Regions from separate parts of the Homo sapiens genome. Here region 2 is linked to region 1. A link is an interaction called in ENCODE POLR2A ChIA-PET data of the cell type or tissue named here. Cell type or tissue: Panc1. All regions are shown on one strand. Links, peaks and the distances in the headings refer to the core of each region. The heading gives the core; the rest is flanking DNA.

Region 1 (11,354 bases), core at 5,116-7,615:
CAAGAATTATTAGATGTGCCAACAACCACGGGGAAGGGAGATGCCGTTTCACTGTTTAAGATTTTCCAGGTCTATACCTTTAAATCTGGTTTTAAAAACTACCCCTGCAAGAACTACCACAGCAGGCAAATAGTCATGACAAATTCTTAAATTTTCCTGGGCCTCTGAGGACTAAATGAGTGAATGCAAATTTTTTTAAAAATTGTAAGTAATCCAACTAAACATACCTGAGGCCTACAGAAGTAAGAAAACCAGGGACAGGCTGGGCACGGTGGCTCACACCTGTAATCCCAGCACTTTGGGAGTCTGAGGCGGGTGGATCACCTGAGGTCAGAGTTCGAGACCAGATTGACCAACATGGTGAAACCTTGTCTCTACTAAAATTACAAATATTAGTTGGGCGTGGTGGTGGGCGCCTGTAATCCCAGCTACTCAGGAGGCTGAGGCAGGAGAATCCCTTGAACCTGGGGGGCAGAGGTTACAGTGAGCCGAGATCGCACCATTGCACTCCAGCCTGAGCGACAAGAGCGAAACTCCATCTCAAAAAAAAAAAAAAAGAGAAAAGCAAAAAAAAGAAAGCCAGGACATTCATTTTTATAAACTGTTAGCAGAAAAAGTCTAATCCACCCTCTCTTTCAAAACCAAGTTTAAGATCAAAATGGAAAAGACTAACAATTCAAATATAAAGAAATATTTTTTAAATGTTTACTTCCTTAAAGTTTGATATAAAGGACTTCAAACGGTCTGCTTTACAATTGCTTGTACTTAACTATTCTATTAATAAATTCTAAGTTAAAAAAAAACATAAGTATGAATGTGCATTAAAAAGCAGAGGGAGCTTAAATCCCAATCTCTTCTAGGCTTCTGGTACTATAAAACTATGACACACCACTGACACCTTGTGGCCAAACACTCAAATTGTAGGAGCAGTATTTTGAATTCTGTGAAATGTCTTATCTACCTTAAAATGCTATTAATGATAGGAAAGAGATGGAGGCAAGACAAGATTATGCATGCTATGTCCAATCTATATATCCAGTATTAAAAAGAAAAGAAGAGAATATAAAATTGAGTGCAGTGCACATAGAAGGGTATTATTCAATGAAAAATGAGAATTATGTATATACTAGTGAAAATGTCTTACTTTGCCTTACAATGAAAAATGGTTTGAAAGCCACTATTTGGTCCAAACATTTGAACTCCTGTACCTGAGCATCCAGTGTGTCATGGGGGGTAATGACACATAATTAAAGATAGAAAGACACCCAATCTGAGCATATTTATTCAAACCATCTCAAAAAACTACATATAAAACAACTACAATGACTCAAGATGCATCTTAACAATATGAATTACTCAGAATCCAGGGAAATACTACTTTGAGAAGCAGGTTCAAAAATAACACTGAAAAAAGCAACAGAACATTACTGAATAAAAAAATACTCTGGTCACTAAGAATGGACTTAAAATGCCAAGCTGTCATATAGAAATAAAGGTTGAGTATCTCTTATTCAAAATGCTTGGGATCAGAAGTGTTTTGGATTTTGAAATATTTGCATTATTCTTACCGCTGCAGCATCCCTAATCTAAAACTCTGAAATGCTCCAAGAGTGTCATGTAGGTGCTCAAAAAATTTTGGATTTTGGAGCATTTCAGATTTTCAAATTAGAAATACTCCCCGAAATTCTAAAAAACTGGGGAAAAGGAAGTAGAACCAAAGAATCTCAGGAACAAAAGAAACTAGAAAATTTGGTAAAGCAACTTCTTCAAACCAAAAAAAAGAGACTTTCCAAGAAAAGGCTTGTGTTAGAATTTTCACTCAAAAGTCTTCTATAATTCAAAATTCCAAAATATTTTAAAATATGGCATTGCATTAAGATATGCAATGAATTTGCATATCTATTGCAATATCTATTGCATATCTAGTGCAATAGAGCCTGATAAGTTTATGATATTTAAGCTTGCAGGCTTAAAAATATATTAATCACATTTCATGAGAAGCCATTTTTAGAACCTTGATTTGAGAAATAGCTATTATAAACAAGTAGGATGTCCCAGTGGGGTATTCTGACATGTTAAACTGGATCCTGGCAGCACTAATCCTCTTTCTATGAAACACTCAGCAAAGAGCCAATGTAAGATGATTTAGGTTTGCAATGATCTGTCCAAGCAGACACACCCAGAGAATCTCATACAAACATTCATACATTTGATTTGAAATTGCTACAAGCTTAATAAGAATTAAATATTATTTTATGGTGGAAAAGGTATACCAAAAATGTACCATGCTGACATAAAAATACTAACTTATTTTTATGTACTAAAATGCAAAGGCAACGTTTAAATCAGGTAAAAAAAAGTCTTTTAAAGAGTTTTTAAATGCTGTTGGCATAGACTTCTGCTTCCAGAAAGATGAAGTAGACACTTTTCTCTATTTCTCCCAGGAAGTTCAGCTAAAAATCCTGGACATTATATAAACAAACATAAGGCCCTGAGAAGCAAATAAAAGAAAGCAGACTGGCTAAGGACTTAAGGATCCAAGAAATAGTACTCAGTTCCTTGGGTTTTCTTTTTGCCTTATATATCCCAGTCTAAGTGTTGGAAATGGCAATGGACGCAGATCAAAAATACCCCAAGAATGCATTCTCAAGACAAAGAGGGGGCAAAGAGCATTCTGGTTTGCTCACAATGGTCAGTCCCAAAAGTTAAGTGTTGCTCTCTCTTCCCCAAGAAAGGGAGAAAGAGATAGTAAGATCTAAGAGCTGGAAGCCTCTGGAAAGATTCAGGGAATCTTGGAGAATTCACATATATTATCTCCAAATCTGAAAGCACTTAACAATATACATACACCTTAGTAACAGAAGACATCAAATCTGAAATTATACTCTTTCTTAAGAACTCCAGGTTTTGTTGTATTACAATTAGGTTAAGCTATAGTGCTAAAAATTGCATTCTGGAGTAATAATGGATGTAATCTGGACTAATCTTACTACTGGGAAAATTAGAAAAACCAGAGTAATAATAATAATAATAATAAAACACTTTTTGAAAGCATCTAAGAGTGAAAAAAAAAAAAAAAGAATTATGGGCCAAGACTGGAATAGAAGGAAACCCAGAACATTAAGCATGGCATTTTAAGCTGCTTTTCTTCTACGACCATCTGTCTTTCCGGAAAAGGCAACTGATAGTGCTCAATCCCACTGATCATCAGGGAAATATAAATTAAAACCACAATGAGACTCTACTACACATACACCAAAATAGATTAAAAATGTAAATAGCTGGTATCAAATGTGGGTAAGGACGTGGAGCAATGTGAACTTTGATATACTACTGGTAGGAATGTAAACTGCTAAAACCACTTTGGAAAAACTGGTATCCACTAAAATTGAATGTATATATGCCCTATGACTCAGCAATTCTATTCATAGGTATATATATCCAGTAGAAATCTGTGCATATATTCACCAAAGACATAGATAAAGAATGTTCATAGCAGCATTATTCACGGTAGTCAAAATCTGGAAGCAGTCTAAATGTCCACCAATAGTAGAATGGATATATTGTGTTATATTTATATAGGGAATTATATTCAGCATGAAAATGAATGAACTACAGCTTCATGCAATATGAATGAACTCCATAAATATAAAGTTGAGTGAAAGAAGCCAGACACAAAAGACATGATTCCATTTTAGGTTCAAAAACAGGAAAAGCTTCCTATAGTCCTATTGAAAATAAGTATGGTGATTATGAAGATGGTAAGTGGGGGTAATAACTGAGAAGGAAGACAAGGGGTTTGGAAATACTTTATTTCTTGACTTAGCTCAGGGATTGGCAAATTATAGCCATGGGTCAAATCTGACTTGCTGCCTGATTCTGTTAGGTCCACAAGCTAAAATTGGTCTTTAGTTGTTTTTTGTTTTTTGTTTTTCTTTTTTGGAGGGACGGGGTCTCACTCTGTCGCCCAGGCTGGAGTGCAGTGGTGGATCCTGGCTCACTGCAACCTCTGCCTCCTGGATTCAAGTGATTCTCCTGCCTCAGCCTCCCGAGTAGCTGGGATTACAGGCGCCTGCCACCACGCCTGGCTAATTTTGCATTTTTAGTAGAGACGGGGGTTTCACCATGTTAGTTAGCCAGGCTGGTCTCGAACTCCCGACCTCAGGTGACCCACCCACCTTGGCCTCCCAAAGTGCTGGGATTACAGGCGTGAGCCATGGCACAAGGCCCTGGTCTTTACATTTTTAAATAATTGGGAAAAAAATTTAATATTTCACAGCATGTGAAAATTATTTGTCCAGAAAGAGCTTTATTGAAACACAGCCACGCTCATTTGTTTACATATTGTCTAAGGTTACTTTTGTGCTACAACTGCAAAGCTGAGTAGCTGCCACAGAGATTATATGAACTGCAAAGGCTAACATACTTACTATCTGACCCTTTGTTGAAAAAAATTGTCCACCCTCTCTCTTAGTTTGGGCTGCTATATTAAAGTACCATAAACTGGGTGGCTTACAAATTAACAGAAATTCATTTCTCATCATTCTGGAGGCTGGAAATCCAAAATCAGGGTGCCAGCATGGTCAGTTCTAGTGAGAGCTGTCTTCTAGGCTGCAGACTGCCTACTTCTCATTGTATCCTCACATGGCAGAAAGAGAGCTACATAACTCTCTGAGGTCTCTTTTATGAGTTCACTAATCCCATTCATGAGGACTCCATCTCATGAATGGAGGATTCATTCCCTAATACTGTCACATTGGGGATTAGGATTTCAACATATGAATATTAGGACACACAAATATTTGGTCCATACCACTCTAAGTAGTGATTATATGGGTATGTTTACTCTGTGATAATTTTGGGGGACCAGATATTTAAACTGTGATTTATACACTTACAATTCTTTGAAGTGTATATGCATACACAAAGTTTTTAAAAACTGTACCTAATACAAAGTTTTTAAAAACTTGCATTCTTAGGCCATTGGTTTTAAAAACAAAAGACCTGGAATGAAAGATATGTCTTACATAAAGTAAAGAAAGGAGAGAGGTCCTTACAGACATAACTCTTTGTACTTGTTCCTCCAGCCTCTTAGGTTTTTAAGTTTTATTTTGGTGGGAGTTGTAAGAATTTCGATGGGCTTGATTTCAGATGCATGGGATGACTGAGGTCGGTTACCTATCACTGCTACCTGCTTTCATTATTTATAATGGAAAAGACAACATTAACTGCTTTACAAAAAACAGAAAAATCTTCTAGTGGCAAAGGATTATTCATTGTATAGAAATAATTGTAACTAAAATCTGCAAAGCATTGCTCCTAAAGCAGCAGTCCCCCACCTTTTTGGCACCAGGGACTGGTTTCATGGAAGACAATTTTTCCACTGATCAGGGTGGGGGATATGATTTCGGGATGAAACTGTTCCACCTCAGATCATCAGGCATTAGTTAGATTCTCATAAGGAGAATGCACCCTAGATCCCTCACATGCACAGTTCACAACAGGGTTCACATTCGTATGACAATCTAATGCTGCCACTGATCTGACAGGAGGCAGAGCTCAGGCCGTAATGCTCTCTCGCTGGGCAGCCCTCTTCCTAGCAGGCCGTGGACTGATACAGGTCTGCGGCCCAGGGTATGGGGACCCTTGTTCTAAAGGACATCCACCTAAACAGGGATCCTCAACCAACAGATGGGTATCAGAATCACCTGAAAGGCATTTTCAAACTCATTTTGAAGGCTGTAGTGAACTACTACTATTACTGGAAATGTAACAGAGGGGTTCTGGGATAGCAAAGGTGAAGAATCACTGGTGTATATTACAGAAACAGCTATGATATAGTTATGTTCACTATATGATTCTTACAATTCATAACTCTGTTAACATAGTAAGACAGGTGGAGGAAGCTTGTGGTTTCAGACATTTGAATTTAAAGTAACAATGCACAGTAGAAAGCCCATACCTCTCCATTTTCAAATGTTATTTCTCGGACAAGAGGAACACATTTATCTTGAATCCAATTGTAAGTCACATCAAAATTTGTCATAGCTCCCAAGTACACCATATCCGGAGCAGAATGCTATTACAAAACAGAAAAAAAAAATTAAATCTAACCTGTGCTGGCAAAAGTATATTCTTATTTTTTTTCTTTATATTTTTTAAAGCAAGGTCTCACTCTGTCACCCAGGCTGGAGTACAGTGACATGATCATGGCTCACTGCAGCCTTGACCTCCTGGGCTCAAGCAATTCTCTTACCTCAGCCTCCAGAGTAGCTGGGACTACAGGTACATGCCACCACGCCAAGCTAATTATTTTATTTTATGCAGAGATGGGGTCTTGTTATGTTGCCCAGGCTAAAAAGTACATTCTTATATCCATCCATGAACCCAGAAAATCTACTGGTAATACAAAAGAAACATAGATCATGGAACTTCCAAGAAAGAGGGCCATGGGTGGCAAAAAGCAGATAATTCTGTGATTACCAGGGAGCTAATAATCTAACCTGTGACACCCAAGCCTATTGCTTTTTCTTGGATTTAGGTCAATTAACTCTTTATCAGTATCTTCACCAAAGGCAGGAAGGCATTGTGAAAAGAATTCTCCAAATGAATTAATTTAGCTATTCCTAAGAGCTGAAAATTTTAGAAATTTCTTCTTTTAGAAGAAAATGTGGATAGTGAAAAAGCCTTGAAACATACAAGATGCTATATGGATGTAAGGCACGACTATTTCTTTTATTACCTACATATCTGTTTCTACATTAACTCAAAATCAATTATCTATGAAGTGTCTAAAATGATGATAAAAATAATAGCTAATATTAATCAGTAAACTTACTGGGTCTAGGCATGGTTGTGAACATTTTATATGTGTTGATTCATTTAATCTTCCCAACATCCCAATAAAGCAAGTACTGTTTTTATCATCCCGTTTTTACTAATTAAGAAACTGAAGCGCGGGGAAGCGAAGAAACTTTCCCAGAGTAACATACTAAGAAGGTGGCACATTTGACATTCAAACCCAGTCTGATACCACCAGAGCCCATGCTCTGAACAACCACACTACCACTGAGAGATAGGTACTGGATTCTGATAATCTAGAGATGATGATACTAAGTAAGCTACTCAAAGAAATGTACTTGCAAAAAATATAAGCAAACACCTATGTGAATTCAAAATAGAATATGAACTTTCTAAGCAAGAAATTCATTTATCTGACTGCATAAAAATTAAAAATCTCAGTGTCAAAACACTGTAAACAACATTAAAATGAAAACTATAAATTGAAAAAATATCCATAAATTTCAATTTTTTTTGGTATGTAAAAAAAATTGCAATGGCAGACGCTTGGTGAATTTGGGATAACATGTGCTACGATTTTTGCCTCTTAGTTATGGCTACCATCACCTGGTAGGGCCTAAGCAGCTACTTAAAACTTCTTACCCCACAGGTTAAAAACAACCTAGCTGCTCCTTATTATCTGGCAGGTACCAAGTAAATTTATACCCCAGAAGATTTGGGAGTTTGGCTAGTACAATACGGGTAGAAGTGACAATCACAGACAACTGGAGCATTTTAAAAATCTGGCTCCCAGACTGAATGCCAGAGAGATAGAAAAGGCCTGAGAGTCAGGAGATCCCTAATGCCAGCTCTGCTACTCTAATGCCAGCTCTGCTACTCTAATGCCAGCTCTGCTACTCTAATGCCTGTGTGACTTTAGGCTTCTGTGGTCCCACCTTCATTTTGAAGGGTTTAGATCAGCACAAGATGATGCTTCAAACTTCCTTTCAATTCTAAAGTTCTATTAGTCTATGAACATTAACACATATAAAACTACATCTTACGCATGTATTTAAATTATATCTTATCATACAACATTAAGAAATAGCAACTTACCCCTGGTGGTTTGTAGATTATGTTGTCGCCACTATATCTTTCCGGTTTTGAAACATCCCTATAGGAAGGGAGAAATAGTAATAAACCTGAATGACAGAATTTTGCAATGTAGGAATTACAGACTTGAAATATATACTTATCCATCATCTTCCCTATTACAAGACTATGCAATACCAAGAAAAGTATACATTTAAAGAAAACGTTTAATATGAGGCAGACTTTTTAAAGGAAAATTTTAGTTAGTTGTTTTTGTGTTTTGTGTAAGTTTAGATTGGGAGTTTTAGCACTAAAAGGTTGTTTTTGACCCCAGACTGTTTTCCGGCAACTAGGGATCAAGGTCATTGGTTTGGTCACATGGACTAATTAAAAAAAAACAAAAACGAAATAACCCACATCACTAAAATATAGTTCCATAAATAAGTAATTTTTTGTTTATTTGTCCATTGTTGTTTCCTGAACCTAGTACAGTATCTGGCACACAGAAGTTGCTTAATAAACATTTGTAGAGTACTACAACAAATTATTTTTGTAATCAATTTTTAGATTAATTGAACACTGATTTATCTCTAGTTTCTAACTAGAGTAGTCCAGGAGATAGAGGCAAGGGGTGCTAACCTAGATTGATAACCGTGGGAACAGAAAAAAATGTGTTCCATTAATTAATTAATTCAATAACTATTTACTATGTGCTTCCTTTGTACCAGCTATGGTCTTGGCATTGGATAAACGGGAGTGAACAAAACTATCAAAACTCTCTCTCTCATGGAGTTTACATTTTGGTGAGTAGAGACAGACTAACAAGTAGATATATTTATCTTTGGTGGTTACAAAAAAATGCTATGAAGAAAATAAGTGGAATAAGTAAAGAATGACAAATTAAATAATGGTAGTGCTACTTTAAATAAAGTTATCAGGCAAGGACTTTCTGATGAGATGACATCTGGGAGAAGCACTTCCAGATTCAGGCTCTGCTGCAGGACTGTGCTTGCAGCATTTAATGAATATGGGTTGGGCACTGTGGCTCATGCCTATAATCCCAGCACTTTTGGAGGCAGACGTGGGAGGATCACTTGAGGCCAGGAGTTCAAGACCATCCTGGGCAACATGGTGAGACCTCAATCGCTTAAAAAACAAAAAACTGATAATGCGCACAATAAAACATACAAACAAAATCTCACAAAAGCATTAAAGCAAGGACAAACAATAAAGGTCAAAAAATGGAGAGGATATATTGTGCCAGACATCCAGGCTCCATTCAAGATAGCTACTACAGTTAAGCCTAATAGTCATGAGCCAATGAAAAGAGAAATAATACTGCATGGAAGTCAAAGGATGGTTGAGATAACCTCCAATGAGGAGAGAGGGTCAAGAACAGAACCACAAAAATGATTCCATCTTGAGAAAAAGAAAAAAAAAAGGGAGATAAAGTCACAGAATTCAGACAGGTAGGGAGCAAACCAGGGGGATTCAATGTAAGTGTTGACACAGCAAAAAAAGAAAAAGGTAGTTGAACATCACACCCTTCAGAGGAATTGAAAAGGAGTAAGATGTTTAAAAGGCCACTCGATTTGGTAATTAAGAAGTCATTTTGTGACTGTGTAGAGACAAGTTTCATTAGAGCAATGGAGGTGAAAGTTAGCTTCCAAAAGGTTAAGTTTTTTACTGGTTAGAATTTAAGAAAATCAAGGTAGCCAGGCATAAACTAATCTTTGAAAAAAATAAAAAGAAAAAGAAAGGTGAAATTATAGCTTAAGAGAAGAGGCAGGTCAGGAAAGAAAGAAGCGTGTTTTCAGAAAAGGAAAGCAGTTCTTGAAAAGGGTCAGGTTGAAAACACAAGCAGGAACAACTGATGGATCAAAGCCCCAGAGGAGTTTGAAGGACACCAGTTACAAGGACATCAGTGAAGAGGTTAGCCTTAGAAAGAATTGTTCCCCTGAGACAGGGAAGATCTATAAAAAAAGGTGGTGGAGAGATGGAGATGAATGAAGACGATAAAACTCATGCTTCTTAACAAGAAAGACAGTGTGTTGTTTCACTGTGGTTACCCCACAGATTAGCATTTTGTCTGACATAGGGTAAGAGTTAGTAAATGAGTTGAATAAAAGCATGAATTAGTTAATTGTTAACTTGTCCATTTTTTCCCTCTTGCCCACATTCTGAAATAGATAATACTACAGAAAGAAAAACAGACTTTTAAAACCTTAAAAAGAATTCAGAGACAGGTATAAAGACTGTTTAGTGATTTTAAAAGGATTGAGATCATTTTTGGAAAGATCATCTTCAGGAAATGACCAAATACAACAGCAATTTAACATGGCAGCCAACCAACCCACTAACACACTTTTAAATAAGATACTTACCCAAATGCAGAAAGAAAGGCACAGTCATCATGCAAAATATTCGCTACTCGTTCAAAAACTCTATAGTTGTCCGAGTCCTTTTGCTCAAAATATCCAATGATATTTCTTTTGCTGCGCTGTAAAATAAAGTATGCAATTATTTTGCAAACATACATAGTTTTATAAACATGTTATTTCATTTACCCGTTATCTTAGTACCTAAACAAGTCCAGTCATTGTTCAAATGAAGTATGACTATAAATGCATATTTAGTTTTTAACACCTAGTCCAAAACTGTTAAAGATTACATTGGGTTGAAAACAATCTTAACTATAATAAATACAATCATAAACATTTCCTTCCAGCGTTCAAAATTCTTAAGAAATAGATAACTATTTGATCAGTGACAATCTTTTCCTAAGTAAGGGGACTAATTCTAAAATGTGTTAAAACAATGTATCAATCATAACTTGTGACTGTTGGAGAGACTCCTCCATGGCTCTCTCACACTCCTACCCATCTTACTGGGTACACCAAAAAATGCAAGACCCTGACTATCCTTTATCCAGGCCATTTCTCAGAGTTGTGCTTGTAGCGAGCAACACGGAAATACGAGGTAATGCCTCTAGCCAGGACAAATAGCAGGGTTACTGCTTGCTCTGAAATAGTGAGTTCCCCAAGCCCAGTGTCCCTTTCCTGTGACATAACCCAGTGCATGTGCAGGTATCCATCTGGGGAGCCCTCTGTATTGCCTCCATAGGATTTGGAGGGCAAGGAAACAAATGCAAACATGCTCACACTACTTGCTGTGATGTGAGCAATAAAGTCCTTTGTCTCTGACCCAGCAGTCTTGTGTCTTCTAAAAGAATCCATGAAATGGTAATTGGTTAGCTTAGCTTGCAAGTAGGGTAAAGTCAAATCTCAAACCTGACAGTGATGATTGGTGATTGTGATAAAGCCCAAACTCAATTGTTTTTGCTTTTGTTGTTTGTTATCTTTAAAACACTACCTAGTGTACAAAGAAAGGGGTGTGCTAAACTTATTATTAAGAAGAGGCTATTTAAGAGGACATTAAAACTCATAAAAAGAGCTCATACAAAAGTAATTAGAGCAGACACC
Region 2 (11,354 bases), core at 5,084-7,583, 140 kb after region 1:
GCTACAAAAACATTTTAAATGAAGAATATATATTGTAAATCACATCCATTCTTTATATATTCTCGACCTCTACTTCAGTCTTTCTATAAAACCAACACATGTACATTCCATCCATGTCAAGAAAAGTCATTTTTTATCTTAGTGACTTACATGGTGCAACATATGTATGAAAACAACTTTAGATCTGGGATTTGACTGTGTTATGTAAATGAACTAATATTGTTAAAGTGACAGTAGAACTCCCATAATCTTGTCTGAAGGTAACAGACTGCCATGTATCAAATATTGTCATTGTTTTTCTTCAACTCTTTTTGTTATATAGGTAAGACATGTTCACTGTAGCAAAAAAAAAAAAAATGGGTTTTGTGCCATTACTCATACCTTTTGCTTTAGTTAGTTAAACATTTTCAGTGGATACTACTAGGCATCTCTGTGGCTGTATCCACTCATTAGTCCATTTTAAAACAATTTAATAAGTGCCCATTCTACCACAAGCTATGTAGCGAATGGGTATCTGAAGAGTAAGCAAGTAGTGATAGTTTATGAGTTTTTGACTGTTGGTATGCTTCCAAAAGAAGGCACCAAAAGACATTTGTGATGCCCACATTACTTAGAAATGTAGGGAAATCTTAGTATTTGAAACTCTTATGTCCTAGAATCTTAAGAAACCTCTGGATTGAGATGGTGATGTTAGGCAGCTCTTGCAGTTGACTTCAATGCTAGCTAGGCTACTTTCTCCAAGCAGTGAGAAAGTCCTAAAGAGTCTTGCTTCATTTTATTCCAACTTCTGGAGTTTTTAAACCAGCATTGTTTGTGTTCTTCCATATGTAGAAACTATCTCTAAACCTATCCTCTCATTTTCCAGTTTAGAAGGTGCTTTCAGATATTTAGGATCTTATTAGTTACTTTCAAATTAGTATTCCAATCAAAACGAGTTGAAATAAAAACCTGTCTGTCCTTTAACACTTTGATTATAGTTTATGTACTTCTATTTACATGGGTAAAATGTATAGTCACTAGGAATAACATGTCAACACATCTTGATTGAAATCGCCACTTTGAATTTTTCTATCATGTTTCTAGTATGAAAAAAAACTTCATTTAGCTTCATAGTAGCTTCATAGCAGTTGGAATAGTTGTATATTATGTGTTTTCTGTATACATAAACTGAACTATAATTTGAAAAAGTTCTTCAAGGTCACCTTGTCACTTGCAGAGTGACAAATTATCCTGATTTGCTGATTCTCATCTTAGTGTTCCTGATACTGCTGCACTGGGAGAAAATTTACATACTTTCCTAAAGCTTACTTTCTCAGACTTCTTGTTCTTCTGGCCTTGAGTAATTCCCAGATCCAGTTTTCCTGTCAAACCTCCAAAGAAGTACTGAAGGGTTTCTTTCTCATAGGTCAGATTCAGGATTTGAACCCAAAGCTTCTTTCTTTAAATACACTGTTTTTTCTTTATCATACCTCTCAAACATAGTAGAGCAGCCTTGAAGATTTTGTTTTAAAATCTACATGGCTGTGGAATTTTGTTTTAAATATGATTATGTTTCCTACAATCATCTTCATTTTCTAATCATCTTCATCTCTTCTCTGACTCCCATTTTTACCAAGTCATGAAAATACAAGCATCTGCTTTCCATGAATAGATCAGAGATCTCACAAGCCTAGATTCCCATGGAAACCAATCAAAAACTAAAAGGAAAAGAAAGAGTATATATTGAATTTCGATGAAACCTACAGCTTGTTTTTCATTAGACTCATGCTGGTTTCTTTTAAACTCTGGGCACAGGGCCAGCAAATATTTTTATGGCTGGTAAAAAGGGACTTCAAATCCATTTACTTTCATTTAACCGTTTAAAAATTAATTTTGTATATAACATCAATTCTAAAGAAAATTTGAGCATTAATTTTCTAATTACCTTATGTCATAGGGCCATTATTTGTTTATGTAATTTCCTCTTCTTGTTTTTTCTCCTACCCATAGTTTATGACTCATAAAAGGATGAGAGGGAATCAGGATGATTATTATTCCTATAGTGTGAATATTGTCAACACTTGGGCACGACATTTTTCCTATGACCAATCATAGGACCAATAAAGGAGGTCTCTTTGTACCTCCTTTAGCTGTTAAGCTTTCACAAGGTGCAAATGATCATTTACAAATGTGACAACAGATGATAACTAAAATGCCAAAGTGAGGGGGATTAAGAGAACCAGAGAGGGGATGGCTGGGGAGGACAGGTTGTAATTTTAAATTAAGCAATCAAAATAGTATTCAGTGAGACAGGTTGTAATTTTAAATTAAGCAATCAAAATAGTATTCAGTGAGATGGTGACATGTGAAGCAAGACTTAAAGGAGGTGAGAACTTTAGCCATGTGAACACCTGAGGGAAGAGCATTCATTCCAGGCAGAAGAAACAGTCAGAACAAAGGCCTTCAGATGGGAGCATGCCTAGAATTTTTGCAAAATAACAAGAAAATTAGTATAAATTAGTCTTCATGCCTTTAATCCCAGCACTTTGGGAGACCAAGGCGGGAGGGTCACTTGAGCCCAAGAGTTTGAGACCAGCCTGGTCAACATAGGGAGACTCCATCTCTACAAAAAAATTTTTAAAAATTCGCCAGGCATGGTGGTGCATGCCTGTGGTCCTAGCCACTCAGGAGGCTGAGATGGGAGTATCACTTGAGTCCAGGAGGTTGAGGCTGCAGTAAGCCATAATCACACCACTGCATTCCAGCCTGGACAACAGAGTGAGACCCTGTCTAAAAAAATAATAATAAATATATATATACCTTATAATGAATGAGCAAAAGGAAAGCGCTAAGAGATGAAGAAAGAGAAAGAATGGTGGCCTGATCCTGTAGGGCCTTATAGGCCATTGTCAAGAATATGTTTTCACTCTGAATGAGATGAGGAGGGTTTGAGGAAAGACGTGACATGGTCTGACTTATGTATTTATAAAAGAATCATTCTGGCCAAGTGAAGACATTTTCCTCCAGTTTTAGTACTATCTATTCCTTCACCCATTCCTCATATAATATGCTTTCAAGTTTCCTTCTCATCCTGATCATTTTCACCAGATATGCACATATTTGTCTAAATTCCCTTGAAAATGTGATACCTACAACAGAATACAATGCCAGTCTGATGAGCTCAGAGTGTTACATGACTATAACTGTTGACATTTTAGCAACAAAATACAGCTGATTCATATTTAAGATTTTTCAAATAAAAACTCTAAATCTGCTTTATACTTACAACTGCCTAAACTACGTCCTATATTAATATGGCCGTGGTTGTTGGACCCAAAGGCAGCATCTTATTGTATCCATATTTTGAACTTTCCCAGACATACTTAGGTAAAATTGACCATTGTATCCTTTGTTCCTCCAGTACCTTGTGTACTCAACCACTGTTATACCACCTTTTACACTGAAATATATTTATTTGTTTACATGTTTTATTTCTCCACAGATGATGAACATCTTAATATGTAAGAGTGTCTTAGTCATCTTATTTCCAATATCTAGTAGTACTTAACGACACTCAATCAATGCTTGCTGAATTGAATTGGGTTCATCATGTAACCTACCCAGGTCCTCTTGATTCTTGAGTCGGCCATTCAGTATAGTTGTCATCTCTCCCACTTATGAGTCACCAAGATTCTCATCCTAATCTTTGATATTAAAATAGATACTGCTTATAGAAAACCTTAATCATTGAAACACTAGTACTAAAATAAACTTCACTAATTTAAAAAGTTGTTTTATTCATTTATTATACTTGTCTAAATTATGTCGTCAGTATTAACTCAGCCTCTTGAAAAATTTTGTATAATCTATCAGAATCCACTTGCTCACCATTCCAATTCTGATGGGTATGTCATTCATTTATTCATTCATTCATTTGTTCAACAGATAAATTTTTAGTATTTAATATGTATCAGGCATTACACTATATCTCAAAGTATTTTAAATTCAACCTTTGTCTAAATATGTGGTCTTTCAGATTTTATAATAGTAAAATTAACATTTCACCAATATAACTACTCATTTTCAGGCAATTTATTAGACATATACTCATAGTTTATCTTAAACAATTACAGATTTCAGAAGATATGGTTTGGGTCCTTTTATTCAAGTCTTTCCTGTCACTTTGTCAGTCATCTCTTTTCAAGCCATTTTCTTTTAAGGAATTTGGGCTGAAATATTAGACTGTACTTTGAAGTAATGACTGTAAACTTCATGTATGTAACTTTGGTTATTTCAGTGTTGTACAGATTGTTAACTAATTGTGTGTGTGTGTGTGTGTGTGTGTGTACAGGTGCACACAGGTGCATGCTTTAAATTGTTATTTAATTGGATTATAATGCTTACACATATTGTAAAATGTTAAACATACCAAGAAGGTTTGCAGTGAAGAATCTCGGTGTAAGGAAAACTTTCTATCTGCAAGTCAAAATATAGAAGTGATAGGAAAAAGACTAATAAATATGGCTACATAGTGATAAGAAAGACTTTTTCCTTCCAGAAAATGTGGCAAGCAAAGTTAAAAAAAAAAAAAGACAAATTGGAAACAATATTTGCAAATTATATCATTATCAAAGGTTTAATACTCCTCATATATAAGGTGGAGAAGAAAAAGACCAATGATCCTATAAAAATGAGTAAGAGTATATCTAGATAGTTCACAGAAAAGGAAATGGCCCTTCAATATATGAAAATATGCTCAATATTGTTCGTCATAAAAGAAATACAAATTAAAATCACAAAGAGATAACATGCTTCATGTCTCAGATTGGCAAAACTCCAAAAGTTTGACAACATGTTCTGATGGCAAAACTGTAGGGAAATGAGCATTCACATATCCCTGAAGGAAATGGAAATGGTTTCCTTAGCCTGTTTTGTGTTGCAATAACAGAATACCACAGACTGGGTAATTTATAAGGAAGGAAATTTATTTCTCCCAATTCTGGAGACTGGGAAGTCCAATATCAAGTTATCAGCATCTGCTGAGGGACTTCAAGCTGTGTCATTCCACAGTGGAAAGCAGAAGGACAAAAGAGGGCAAGAACAAGTGAGGGAAAAGGGGGACCAAACTCACTTATATCAGGAACCTACTCCCATGAAAACAGCAGTAATCCATTCATAAGGGCAGAGCCCCAATGGCCTAATCACCTGTTAGGGATCCCACCTCGATACTGTCATAACGATGATTAAATTTCAACATGAATTTTGGAGGGACATTCAAACCATAGCATTGGTATAACGCTTATGGAGGGAAACATAACAATATCCAGCAAAATTAACCAGAATATGCATTTACCTTTGATCTGTCACTTCTGGGAATCTATTCTATACATATGTGGTAAAAACAAGAAATGTATACACAGGGTTATTTAATTGCAGCATTATTTGTAGTAGAGAAAGCTTGAAAGCAAATGCACTTTTTTTGTTGTTTTTGTTTTTGAGACAGGATCTCACTCTGTTACCCAGACTGGAGTGCAGTGGCACAATCATGGCTCACTGCAATCTCGACATTTTTGGGCTTAGTGAATCATCCCACCTTAGGCTCCTGAGTAGCTGGGATTATAGGTGTGTGCCACCACAACCGACTAATTTTTTTTTTTTTTTTTTTTTTTTTTTTGTAGAGATGGGTTTTCACCAAGTTGCCCACACTAGTCTCAAACTTGGGCTCAAGCCATCTGCCCTCTTCAGCCTCCCAAAGTGCTGGGATTACAGGTGTGTCCACCGTGCCCTGCCTGCAAATGTACTTTTAGAGAGCTGGCTACATAAAAAGAGTATATTCACACAATGGAATGCTATGCATCTGTAAGAAGTAATGAGAAATGTTTTTATATAACATTATAAAATGATCTGGAATGAAAAAAGCAAGCGCAGAATATTGTGTATGATATTCTCTATTTTATATATAACTATGAAGTGACCTCCAGGTTTATTGTTAAGAGAAAAAAGTAAGGTGCTAAAGAGCATGTGTAACCTTTTTTCCAGGAAAGAGGAGAAAAATATTTTCTTATATTTTTAAAAGATAGAAGAGTAAATGAAAAATGAATGAAGACTCTTACCTAAAGGGAGAAGGAGATAATGTAGAGGACACAGGGATCGAAGCTAGTCTTATCTGAGTATATCTTGTTCTATAGTTTTGATTTTGGAACTTCGTAAATTATTTCCATAATTATAAAGTTTAAGTGTCTACAGCCTGGATGCAGTGGCTCACGCCTGTAATCCCAGCACTTTGGGAGGTCAAGGTGGGCGGATCACTTGAGGTCAGGAGTTCAAGACCAGCCTGGCCAACATGGTGAAACCCCATCTCTACTAAAAATACAAAAATTAGCAGCCAGGCCTGGTGGCACAGTAATCCTAGCTACTCGGGAGGCTGAGGCACAAGAATTGCTTGAACCCGGGAGGCAGAGGTTGCAGAGAGCCGAGATAGTGCCATTGCACTCCAGCCTGGGCAACAGAGTGAGACTCCATCTCAAAAAAAAAAAAAAGAAAATGAGCAGTCCTTAAAGATTGATAGACAAATAAAACAAAGACACCTGTGTATTAAGTTGGTAGCTTAACTGCAGAGAGAATTATTCAAGTGAATTTATTATTTTTTATTTTTATTTTTTATATTTTGAGATGGAGTCTCGCTCTTTCACCCAGGGTGGAGTGTAGTGGTACAATCTTGGCTCACTGCATCCTCCACCTCCCAGGATCAAGTGATTCTCCTGCCTGCACCTCCCTAGTAGCTGGGATTACAGGCACGCACCACCATGCCCAGCTAATTTTTTGTATTTTTAGTAGAGATGGGGTTTTACCATGTTGGCCAGGCTGGTCTCAAACTCCTGACCTCAAGTGATCCACCCACCTTGGCCTCCCAAAGTGCTGGGATTATAGGCGTCAGCCACTGGGCCCAGCCCAAGTGACTTTAAAACATAGTAAATTTGACTCTGCAGTCCTGGTAGGAAACATCCTAAGGACAAAGACAGCTACAAAGAAATCCTAAAATGTGTTCAGTAAACATACTGTTAGTAATAATACTGTTACTGTTATCTTGACACAACACAAATAAGTGGATCACTATATAAAGGTAAGATGAAGCAAGTGAATATGTCAATTTCATTAGTAACCAAGATTTTCAATAAGAAGTATACAAATATAAACTATTGATATATGTGTCTGCTAAAAATTTATATTTCTGAATTTCATAGCACTAGCTACTGAAAAAGCCTAGAAGTAATGACTAACCCCATGAAGGATCACCTCCATCACCCAGATTGTGTCTCTCAATACCACTAAAAGGAATCAGAACTCCTTAGAGAAGTGGCTGCTTAGAAATTGGGACAAGTAATATATGAAATGAGCCTGGCTCATCTGGTCATGCTGGATGGCAAGATATCTAACAAAGCCTACTGGAGTCATGTCAAAGGGCCACAGAAGCCGTGTTAAAGGAGCTTCCAAAGATGGACAATTTGAGTAGCAAAAATACAGTTGCTTCAATGGAAACAAACATGTTAAAACTCCATGAGTTAGGAATACTTTTTTTTTTTTTTTTTTTTTGAGACAGGGTCTCACTCTGTCTCTCAGTCTGGAGTGCAGTGGTGCGGTCTCGGCTCACTGCTACCTCTGTCTCCTGGGTTCAAGCAATTCTCCAGCCTAAGCCTCCCAAGTAGCTGGGTTTAAAAGCATGAGTCACTGCACCTGGCTATTTTTTTTGTATTTTTGGTAGAGATGGGGTTTTGCCATGTTGCCCAAAGTGGTCTCTAATTCCTGACCTCAAATGATCTGCCTGCCTCAGCCTCCCAAGGTGCTAGTGTATTTAAAATACAGTTGTTTTTATGTGTTTCAGTTTAACTTCCCCTCCTTCCCATCCTTATTGATTTAACTTTTTCAAAAGTTGAAACTACATGAAAAGATAGGTTTACAAGTTTCAGTCACTTCCATGTCCTGTCTGTCTCATTTTCCCTGTCTTTTGAGGACAATCAACTATATTGATTTCTGGTTTACCCTTCATATGTTTCATATATGTATGTTTCCTTGTTGCCTCTTTTTCTTCTAATATATGCTCTTGTGCTTCAGATAGTATTAAGATTTTTAAACCAGATAAAAAAGGAAGAAAAAAGCAGTAAAAGTTTACATGTTCCTTGACTCTAGATTCTGTGACTAGAAATGGACCTTATAAACCACTCAAACTAATATATATGTATATATACATATATATATATACACACACACACATATATATATAGGGATATTCATTCATCATTGTTTATAATGGCAAAATACAGGTAAATTATTCATTGTTAAATATAATCTATTTTTCATACAGTGGAATACTTTTTAGCCACTTTAAAAAATTAATCTATATGTACTATCATGGAAAGATCTCCAGGGTATACTGTTAACTGAAAAAAAAGCTAGCTGCAGAAGAATATGTATAGTAGAAACCTGTTTTTATAAATAAATAATTTTTAAAATAACCACAGTTATACATATGTATCATATAGATTGCAAAAATTTAAAGAAATAGTAAAAATTTCTTTTTTTTCTTTTTTTTTTTTTTTGAGGCAGAGTCTCACACTGTTGCCCAGGCTGGAGTGCAGTGGCACAATCTCGGCTCACTGCAAGCTCCGCCTCCTGGGTTCACGCCATTCTCCTGCCTCAGCCTCCCAAGTAGCTGGGACTACAGGCGCCTGCCACCACGCCTGGCTAATTTTTTTTGTATTTTTAGTAGAGACGGGGTTTCACCGTGTTAGCCAGGATGGTCTCGATCTCCTGGCCTCGTGATCCGCCCGCCTCGGCCTCCCAAAGTGCTGGGATTACAGCGTGAGCCACCGTGCCCGGCCAAGAAATAGCAGAAATGTCTTATAGTGGTATTATGAGAAAACTCATAGTTTAAATTATAGGAAAACATTTTCACAAGAGGCATGCATTATTTTAGTCTGAAAAAAGTTCAAAAACAGACTTTTTAAAAATTCTAAATTTTATTTTGAGCCAGACTTTCCTGCCACCCTTCAATGGTGACAATTCCTTGCAATTCCTGCAGTTCCTTACATGTTTTATTTTCTTTGAAATTTAACTGAGTTTCAGATCTTTGGCTTCAAAGAGGAGACTAAATCCTGTTTTCCTTCATTTCCCAAATCATTTTTCATTATCTCCTACAACAAAATGCTACCTTTTCTGACACTTTTATGGTCTCCTTTTAAATGTTTCTAATGCAGAAGAAGCTTACTTGTTCTCACCACCCATTTGTTAAATTTATTTTCATATCTCTTAGTATTTCTTAATGTGGTGTATATCACAGAACATTTGTCACTCAATAAGGGCATAGCATATCCAATTTTTCATTCCAGTTTTTATTATTCTGCCATCTGTATTGCTTTTATTTGGGAAGTTTCCTATTTGTAAAGAATGATAGTTTTTCTTTCCTCTTAGTAGATCTATCTTGTTTATATTCTCATGTTTAGTGAAGACCTCATAGGATATATTTTAGCTGATCAGGGGAATTCTATTATCTCTTTTCTGTAGCATAAATATTACATTCCATTCTTAAAATATTGATTTGATTGGTAATGCAAAAAGCTTTAGCACTCCAGAAAAAAATATATTTTCATTTATAACTTTCAATGACAGAGTTCTTATTACACTTCAATTCTCTAAGTATATTGAATAAAGAGTAGAGAATTGTTCTTGGAGTTGGACCTATATTGATTCTAGTCCCTGCTCATTTATTTATTAGCTCTGTGACATTTATCTCTTTAATTCTGAGTTTCCTCATCTGAAAATGAGAATAATAATGATACCTATATTACCACATTCCTATGAGAATGAAATGAACTGGTGCCCACAAACTTCTTACTTAGCTCAGTTCCTGGCACCAAAATAGTGCCCAGTGAATATTAACTATTATAATTATCATCTAGTCCATGCTCTGGACTAAATACTTTGGGGAATACAAAGGTGAGCAAAGTTAACTCTGATGGAGTAGATGAGCTGTATTTATGCTATAGTTTGAATATTTGTCCCCTCCAAATCCCGCGTTGAAATTTGATCCCCAGTGGTTGGAAGAGGGGCCTAATGGGAGGTGTTTGGGTCATGGGAGCAGATCTCTCATGAATGGCTTGGTGCCAGAGGTAATGAGTGAATTCTCGCTCTATTAGTTCATGTGATAGCTGGTTGTTTAGAAGAGCCTGGCATCCTTCCCCGTTCTCTCTCTCCCTCTCTCTCTCTTGCCTGCTGTCTACCATGTGACATAGCTGCTGCTCCTTCACCATCCCCCATGATTAGAAGCTTCCTGAGGTCCTTATTAGAAGCAGATACTGGCACCATGCATTTAGTAGAGCCTGCAGAACCATAAGCCAAATAAACCTGTTTTTTAAATAAATTGCCCAGCCTCCGGTATTCCTTTATAAAAATACAAATGGACTAAGACAATCTACAAAGAATTCAAGTATAAGGTAGAATGCATATGTGCTAGAGAAGAATACAAACAAAATGGTATGGAAAGATAGAGGAAGGGAATATTCAATGAGAAGTTTTAGGGAAGGTTTCATGAAGGAGAGAGAATTTGAACTAGATATTGAAAAATCAGAATTAATTTTCAAAGGCTTGGAGATAAATAGTATATTCTGCAGAGATAACCAAGTAAATGACATACAGATAGTCAATGGCTCTGAGTGGCTCTACTAGCTACATCTTTTTATGTTAATAGGTTTTTTACTTTTTTCAGAGAAAATTATATCCAGCATTTTTAATCTTTAGACTAATAACACCAGGTAGACACAAAGCTATTCCTGGAACATTGCTTTATTATAGATAGGAATTCCATAACCAATTACCTCCTATTTGCTAGAACACACTAACACAAATACATAAAAAATACAGACTAAACTATAATAGAAGGCAGTTTTCTCTGGTGTTTGTAGCACCTCTCTTCTACTAATTTAAAATATCTTCATCACTGAGGATGCCTCCTATTAAAATGTTATATCTGAGTTATACTAATAACTATGAAATTACCAGGTGTCTCTGCTTGAGTAGTTGGAATTAATTTTTTTGCCTCATAACTCTGGAGACTTCTCAGAAAGTGTAGCTAAAGGTTTATTCATCAAAATCCCCTTCTAATGAATCGACTCTGATGATTCTGCTGTTGTCAGAATGGATGTTCTAGGAAGTTGTCATCACACTTGACCGTAATGAAAATGCTGCCCTGGACCATCTCCCCAAACTATGTGTCCTCAGTATTGTGGGAAGAACCCACTTCATGATTTCTAACCAGGGTAGCCTCTGGAAGTACAAATGATTGCTGTAAAATTATGAACAGAGCAGCATCAGGCTTTGCT

The links. Peaks named below come from ENCODE experiments on the same cell type or tissue, not always from the same donor. Only the 100,000 strongest peaks of a DNase experiment are listed, where the experiment ranks them.
Region 2: POLR2A ChIA-PET joins it to region 1 with 11 read pairs; 2 of 35 experiments call an interaction of 5 or more read pairs at or near these places.

What each region holds. Positions count from the first base shown.
Region 1 is chr9:100,010,360-100,021,713 of GRCh38, forward strand. ERP44 (endoplasmic reticulum protein 44) reads right to left here. Exons shown (of 12, transcript NM_015051.3): 6 at 10,257-10,372; 7 at 7,897-7,954; 8 at 5,963-6,079. LOC105376176 (a long non-coding RNA gene) reads left to right here and starts at 6,245. Exons shown (of 3, transcript XR_001746547.2): 1 at 6,245-6,285; 2 at 8,601-8,675. In Panc1, for the core only: no CTCF peak of the experiment used is centred there; no DNase peak of the experiment used is centred there.
Region 2 is chr9:100,148,707-100,160,060 of GRCh38, forward strand. The region is part of intron 3 of INVS (inversin); the gene reads left to right. Among named protein-coding and RNA genes, the nearest start is that of INVS, 55 kb to the left of the region's middle. In Panc1, for the core only: no CTCF peak of the experiment used is centred there; no DNase peak of the experiment used is centred there.